2 separate regions of the Homo sapiens genome follow, and region 1 is linked to region 2. The links are chromatin contacts, found by Hi-C or POLR2A ChIA-PET in ENCODE. All regions are on one chromosome and are shown on one strand. Each heading gives the region's core, a stretch centred on a gene start or an enhancer-like site at or near the end of the contact. The rest is flanking DNA. Distances are from core to core; before and after follow the strand shown. Region 1 has its middle 31 kb from the start of UBTD2. Region 2 overlaps FBXW11 (F-box and WD repeat domain containing 11).

Evidence for each region. Hi-C counts contacts between places; a loop is a spot of excess contacts on that map. ChIA-PET counts read pairs that join two places held with the same protein, here RNA polymerase II (POLR2A). Pooled maps may share reads with other maps.
Region 1: a pooled map shows a loop between it and region 2 (4-fold over the local background). The contact joins two enhancer-like sites. A Hi-C loop is called at or near these places in 2 of 50 pooled maps. POLR2A ChIA-PET finds 5 or more read pairs at or near these places in 2 of 52 experiments (A673 and GM12878).

What each region holds. Positions count from the first base shown.
Region 1 is chr5:172,313,278-172,316,717 of GRCh38, forward strand. No RefSeq gene overlaps it. Among named protein-coding and RNA genes, the nearest start is that of UBTD2, 31 kb to the left of the region's middle. RefSeq lists enhancers at 2,443-2,532, 2,563-2,652. Within about 2 kb of position 2,139, at least 4 of the 41 ENCODE cell types and tissues checked have a DNase peak (open chromatin) inside an H3K27ac peak, as active enhancers do; they include GM12878, where a contact is called at or near this core.
Region 2 is chr5:171,977,097-171,980,589 of GRCh38, forward strand. The region is part of intron 1 of FBXW11 (F-box and WD repeat domain containing 11); the gene reads right to left. Among named protein-coding and RNA genes, the nearest start is that of FBXW11, 28 kb to the right of the region's middle. RefSeq lists an enhancer at 3,308-3,493. Within about 2 kb of position 1,620, at least 3 of the 41 ENCODE cell types and tissues checked have a DNase peak (open chromatin) inside an H3K27ac peak, as active enhancers do; they include GM12878, where a contact is called at or near this core.

The DNA.
Region 1 (3,440 bases), core at 889-3,388, 340 kb after region 2:
CATTATGACCAGACAATGGACTTATTGCCACGGTGGAATAAAGGTTAGATTTTAATCTGTGTAGTTTGTGCCTGCCCAGTATTCGTTCATTCTTCCTCCAGTAGTGAAGGCCAGAATTCCCTCTGAAGAGCCAGTTCCTCCCATCTATGACTCTTAGTCCATCTGATTCTGGTGGAGCCCACTTCTTCCCCACTCCAGCGTGGTCCCAAGTCTCAGACTCAAGCCAATCAGTGCATCCCAAACCCAGGATTGCTCTAGGATGGTCATGTGATTCAACTAAGCTAAGAAGAGGCAGATCCAGGACTTTAAAAAACAAACAATAAACTCCTGAAACAACTCCCCAAATAACCAATAAATTGTTAATTTGTTTTTTTTTTTTTTTTTTTGAGACGGAGTCTCACTCTGTTGCCTAGACTGGAGTGCAGTGGCACGATCTTGGCTCACTCCAACCTCTGTTTCTCGGGTCCAAGCAATTCTCCTGCCTCAGCCTCCCGAGTAGCTGGGATTACAGGCACCTGCCACCACACCCAGCTAATTTTTGTATTTTTAGTAGAGACAGGGTTTCACCATGTTGGCCAGGCTGGCCTTAAACTCCTGACCTTAAGTGATCCACCTGCCTTGGCCTCCAAAGTGCTGGGATTACAGGTATGAGCCACCATGCCCTGCCAACCAATTGTTTAGAAGAGCCTTTTCTTCTGCCCATGAATTTTGGAGGAAGTAAACTTGCAGCTGCTTGGAGTCCCTAAAAGGGAAAAAATTGGGGCTGCTCTCCAGTTGGCGAGAGCCTACCCAAGCGGGACACTAACATAGAGGAAAATACAGCTGAGAAAGAGGAAGAATCCAACCCCTGAGAAATAATCTGAGCCAAATTCAGCAATGCTTGAATCTACCCCGTGGAATTTTCAGTTTCGTAAGTCAGTAGTTTTAAATTTTATTTCCTGTAAGTCTCAGTTGAGTTTCTCTCACTTGAGGGTAGGAAAGGTTTTATTTGTCTTTGTCTCCCAAGTACTCAGTGTTAACTCATAAAGAAGCATCCTTGTGTGCCATATTAAAAGACTTAGGGCTGGGCGAGGTGGCTCACTCCTGTAATCCCAGCACTGGAGGCTGAGGCAGGCGAATCACTTGAGGTCAGGAGTTTGAGACCAGGCTGTCCAACATGGTGAAACCTTGTCTCTATTAAACATACAAAAATTAGCTGGGTGTGGTGTCAGGTGCCTGTAATCCCTTTTACTCGGAAGGCTTAGACGAGAGAATCGCTTGAACCCCGGGAGGCAGAGGTTGCGGTGAACCAAGATCGCGCTACTGCACTCCAGCCTGGGGGACAGAGTGAGATGCCATCTCAAAAAAAAAAAAAAAAAAAAAAGGCTTAGGCTTGATCCCCGGCAAGTGAGGAGTAACTGAGGAGCTGTAAGCAGCAAAGCTATATGAAGCGTTTCATGCATTGGAGCTATGGGTGGGTAGACCTTTCAAAAGCAAGCAGTGGCGTGAACCTGGGAAGCGGAGCTTGCAGTGAGCTGAGATCGCGTCACTGCACTCCAGCCTGGGCGACAGAGCGAGACTCCGTCTCAGAAAAAAAAAAAAAAAAAGCCAAGCAGTGGCAGACATGAAATCTTTACCTCATAGCCCCACCCAGCTGAAATTACACACCCTCTGACAACAGGAGGCCAGGGACCAAACTGAGTTGTACACTCCCTGTATAGGTATGTAAGAGATAGGGCTTCTGTTCTCCCCATTCCTCCCTCTCACCATACCTGGACTGCTTTTGGAAGGAAACTTCTAGGGGTCCATGAGGCAGGCCTGCACACATTCCAAGCAGGCAGTAAAGCGCATTTCATTCTGCATGGTGTCATCAGGCATTCGTTAAAGGAATATATGACCTGTGGGTGATTAAAATCTAATGAAAACAGGCATTCTCAGAATGACTTCCAGAATCCAGGCAAGAGAGCACTGTTAAATGTCTGGAAATTATTGTACAGTTAAAGCACCCACACTCCCTTCTCTCCCAGACAACCCTGGGTCAGAATTGATCTTCCCTGTCTTTGTTCTTCTACTGTGCTCATAATCTCTCAAGTGCAACACGGATCGTGATATTGTCAGAGGTGTGTGAACCAGAACAACTCTGTCTTGAATAGGAGCTGAGTAAAGTGAGGCTAAGACCTGCTGGGCTTCATTCCCAGACTGTTAAGGCATCCTGAGTCACAGGATGAGATAGGAGGTCAGCACAAACACAGATCATAAAGACCTTGCTGATAAAACAGGTTGCAGTGAAGAAGCCGGCAAAAACCCACCAAAACCAAGAAGGCCACGAGAGTGATCTCTGGTCATCCTCACTACTACACTCCCATCAGCATCATGACAGTATACAAATGCCATGGCAATGTCAGGGAGTTACCCTATATGGTCTAAAAATGGGAGGCATGAATAATCCACTCCTTGTTTAGCATATCATCAGGGAATAGCCATAAAAATGGGCAAACAGCAGCCCTCAGGGCTGCTCTGTCTATAGAGTAGCCATTCGTTCATTCCTTTACTTTCCTAATAAACTTGCTTTCACTCTACTCTGTGGACTTTCCCTGAATTCTTTCTTGCGTGAGATCCGAGAACCCTCTCTTGGGGACCGAGACCCCTCTCTTGGGGACCGAGACCCCTTTCCGGTAACAGCATGACTGTAAAGTGGAGTTGCTTTGTCTATATTCCCTTCTAGAGGTGAACCTTGAGGTCAGGGACAGTCTTACTCATCTTTATGGTCCCCTGCACACCCCCACAATGCCCTTAATACCCAGTTGTTCAATGGACTTGGTGAAATTTGTAATCTCTAAATAGGCCTTGTGAAACCAAACTACATATGGCCTGAGAAGGATTCTGTACGTCTTTATTTGAGTCTTTGTGGACAAACTGCAACCTAACTTAGTAAGTAGACAAGATTGAAAACCTAACTTAGGAGTATGCGCCTGTAACAATAGCTGAGTCCTGGCCAATCCCAGTGGCCATCCTTCAACCACTCATACACTGCTGAGTGTTCAAACTGTGTTCAAATAAGGCAAACGCCAACCTGTAACCAATCCGGCTGTTTCTGTACCTCACTTCTGATTTCTGTATGTCGCTTCCCTTTTTTTGTCTATAAATTTGTTCTGACCATGAGGCATCCCTGGAGTCTCTCTGAATCTACTGTGATTCTGGGGCTGCCTGATTGGTGAATTGTTTTTTGCTCAATTAAACTCTCTTAAATTTAATTCAGCTCAAGTTTTTCCTTTAACAGCCTGACTTTATTTTGTTATATATATATATTTTGAGGTGGAGTTTTGCTTTAGTTGCCCAGGCTGGAGTGCAATGGCGCCATCTCGGCTCACCGCAACCTCCGCCTCCCGAGTTCACGCGATTCTCCAGCCTCAGCCTCCTGAGCAGCTGGGATTACAGGCATACGCCACCATGCCTGGCTG
Region 2 (3,493 bases), core at 370-2,869:
TAGGAGGATGAGACAGGAAGATCACTTGAGCCCAGGAGTTTAAGACCAGCCTGGGCAACATAGGGAGACCCCACCTTCACAGAAAATTTAAAAATTAGTCGGGTATGGTGGCACGTGTGGATCGCTTGAACCCTGCCTAGAAAGGTGAGGCTGTAGTGAGCCATGACTGCACCACTGCACTCCAGCCTGGGCAACAGAGCAAGACCATGTCTCAAAAAAAAAAAAAAAAGAAAGAAAGAAAAGAAAAAAGAAAGAGGAAGAGAAAGAAATCTCTGTTCTTTATAAATTACCCAGTCTCAGGTATTTTGTTATAGCAGCACAAAACAAACTAAGACAGATGCTGGGAATGAATATGCCATGAACTGAAGATGACAAAACAGATATGATCCTCGCCCCCATGGAGATTACTTTCTAATAAGAGCTGATTGTCTAGCAGGGGATTACGCAATACATTTGTGTATCAGTCCGTTTCATGCTGCCAATAAAGACATACCTGAGACTGGGCAAGTTACAAAAGAAAGAAGTTTAACTGGACTTACAGTTCCACATGGATGGGGAGGCCTCATAATCATGGCAGAAAGCAAGGAGGAGCAGGTCACATCTTAAGTAGAATGGCAGCAAGCAAAGAGAGAGAAGCTTGTGCAGGGAAACTCCCCTTTTTAAGAAAGATCAGATCTCGTGAGACTTATTCACTATCACGAGAACAGCATGGGAAAGACCTGCTCCCATGATTCAATCACCTCCCACGGGGTCCCTCCCACAACACATGGGAATTCAAGATGAAATATGGGTAGGGATACAGCCAAACCATATCAATTTGTAAACTACAGTTACATTAACAGCTGTAAAAATAAAAAAAGAACTGACTGCTGCTAGAGCATGACAAGGGAACTTAATCTATAAGGGTACCTAGGGGACCCAGGCATGGCTCCTAAGGAGTTGACACTTCAGCTCAACTCTAAAGGACAAGCAGAGGTTAACTAGACAAGGAAGAAAGGGTGACCCCTCCCTAATAATGAGAACAAATTATAATGCTTGTTGTAACCCTCAAGCAGGTTCAGAGGAACAGAGAAAAAGAAAAAAAAATCACTGTGACTCAAGTGCAGAAAGCGAGGGTGAAAAAGAGCAAAAATAGACAAGACTCAGGAGGAAAACAGAGGTGTCAAAGTTGGGGTTACTGACTGATGCAACCAAAATCATCAAAGGAATATCAAAGTAAAAGACAAACTACATTGGCACTTGAAACCTGTCCAGTGGTGCCCTCCACATATATAAGTTTTTTCAAGGTATTTCTATAAACATAATACAGGAAAAAACTGGACGAGAAATAGGGTTCAGTGCATATTAAGAAATAAAAGCCCACCTGAGAAGGGGAAGGAATTCCCAACAGAACCCCACCTCAAAGCAGCAAAGGCTAGTAGTAGGAGTGAGAGTCCTTGAAGCTGTCAGTGAAGCCAACAGCAACTGATCCTAAAGTGTCTCACAGAGAGCATCCAGAGCCAGAGTCTACGCAGAGAAGGGACCCAATTTCCATTTGCCATGGACAGTATGCAGAGTGAGGCAAACACTTCCACAGCTGGCTTTTAACAAAAATGGCCATTTCAATCACAAAAGGGCAGCAGCAGTGCCCCAGTCACGACAAAATCAGAAGTTCCTCACCCTAGTGATTTCCTTCCGCTACACTCCCCCATGCACCTAGAAGCAGCAGAGCAGAACTACAGCTAATTTTAACACTTCTCTTTCTTCACAAAAGAAATACGAATAGCCACAAACATTAGAAAAATACATCCAATGTCACTAGTAACTTAAATCTTTAAATCTTTAATTAAACTGAGATTTTTTGATTTATTAAAACCCTAAAATGGCATAAACATGAAGAAAGCATGTTTCATGCAGAGAATATAGTCTGTCATGTCACATCATGTTCATAAAGGTTAAGAACAGTGGGTAAAACCTTTGGCTATATGAAATACTCATGCTCTTAAAAAAAGTTAGAGACCATCCTGTGCAACATAGGGAGACCCCATTTTGTCTCTACAAAAACCCTATATTTTGTCTCTACAAAACTTCAAAAATTAGCCAGTCATGGTGTTGCATGCCTGTAGTCCCAGCTACTCAGTCAACTGAGGTGGATCACTTGAGCCTGGGAGGTCAAGGTATGAGCCACAATCATGCTACTGCATTCCAGCCTGGGAAACAAAGACCCTCTCTCAAAAAATAAATATATACATACATAATACATACATACATACATACATATGTACATGTATATGTATAGATGAAGGAAGGGAAGAATACATACCATATATTAATAGTAGTTATAATGGAAACTTTGTTCTTTTTCCATCTTACTTTACGTTTTTCATTACATTTTTCCATCTTATTTTACATTATATTTATTTTCATTTTTTCTATAATAAATGTGAATTGCTTCTGTAAAAAAAGGTAAGTTCCTATTCAATAATTTTGCAATTATTTTTTAATATATGTGTAAATAATGGTGGTGGACTAACTGGTTAACAACATGGGGGAAAAACGAACTTTGATCCCTACCGCAACCATAAAAAACAATTATTTTGAGATAGTAAAACCCTAAGACTTGTTTGAAAGCCTTGTTCCCTGGTGCCGTAAAGAAATGGCACTTGAACATAAATTTAATTTTCTCAGCAAGGCCATTTTTCTATTTTCTGCAGAAAGGGTACACTCGCCAGCAGCTTAGCCACGAGAGTACACTGAACAAACGAGACAGGGTCATTTATAACCTGACATGTCCACCCTACTGCCGTGTCCAGTTTCAATTGGCTGGAACAGGACCTCACATTTTGTATTTGTCCCGATTGGCTAGCAACTTAGAACTTTTTAAAAGAGGCAAAGGCAGAGGAGAACAAAGGAAGAAGGAAGTAACTTGTGGAATGCTGAGAAAGGTAAAAACACCTTCAAATAAGGAAGAGGAACAGGCTATGACCTAATGCTTGCTTGGACCAGTATAAGCATGCCAGGGCAAATACTTAAGCTAAATTGTGGGAGCTAAGAACATAAAGTATATTGATTTCTTTATTACAGCTAGCAGATATTTAAGAATGATGGTACAGGTCTTTGAATAAATTTTGCTTTTAAGAGAAGTTACTATTTATTCCTAACTAGATGGGGAGGAAAGTCTTTGAAGACAAACCTCTACTTTACTTTTTACAGACTTCTAGAAATAAATAAAATTACCTTGAAGACCTTAAAATTTATCAAACAGGACATGAAATACAGTAACCATGAAATAAAAAATTGGACTTCATTAGTATTAAGACCTGCTATCCATCAAAAAACATGATTAAGACAGTGGAAAGGCAAGCCACAAAACAGGAGATGTCTGCAATATACGCATCTGACAAAGGACTAATTTCCAGACTATAAAAAGACTCATAAATTAGTAAGAAGAAAACTCAATTTTTTTTATAAAGTCAAAAAAGGCGTATCTCTAAAAAGGATATTCAAGTGGGCA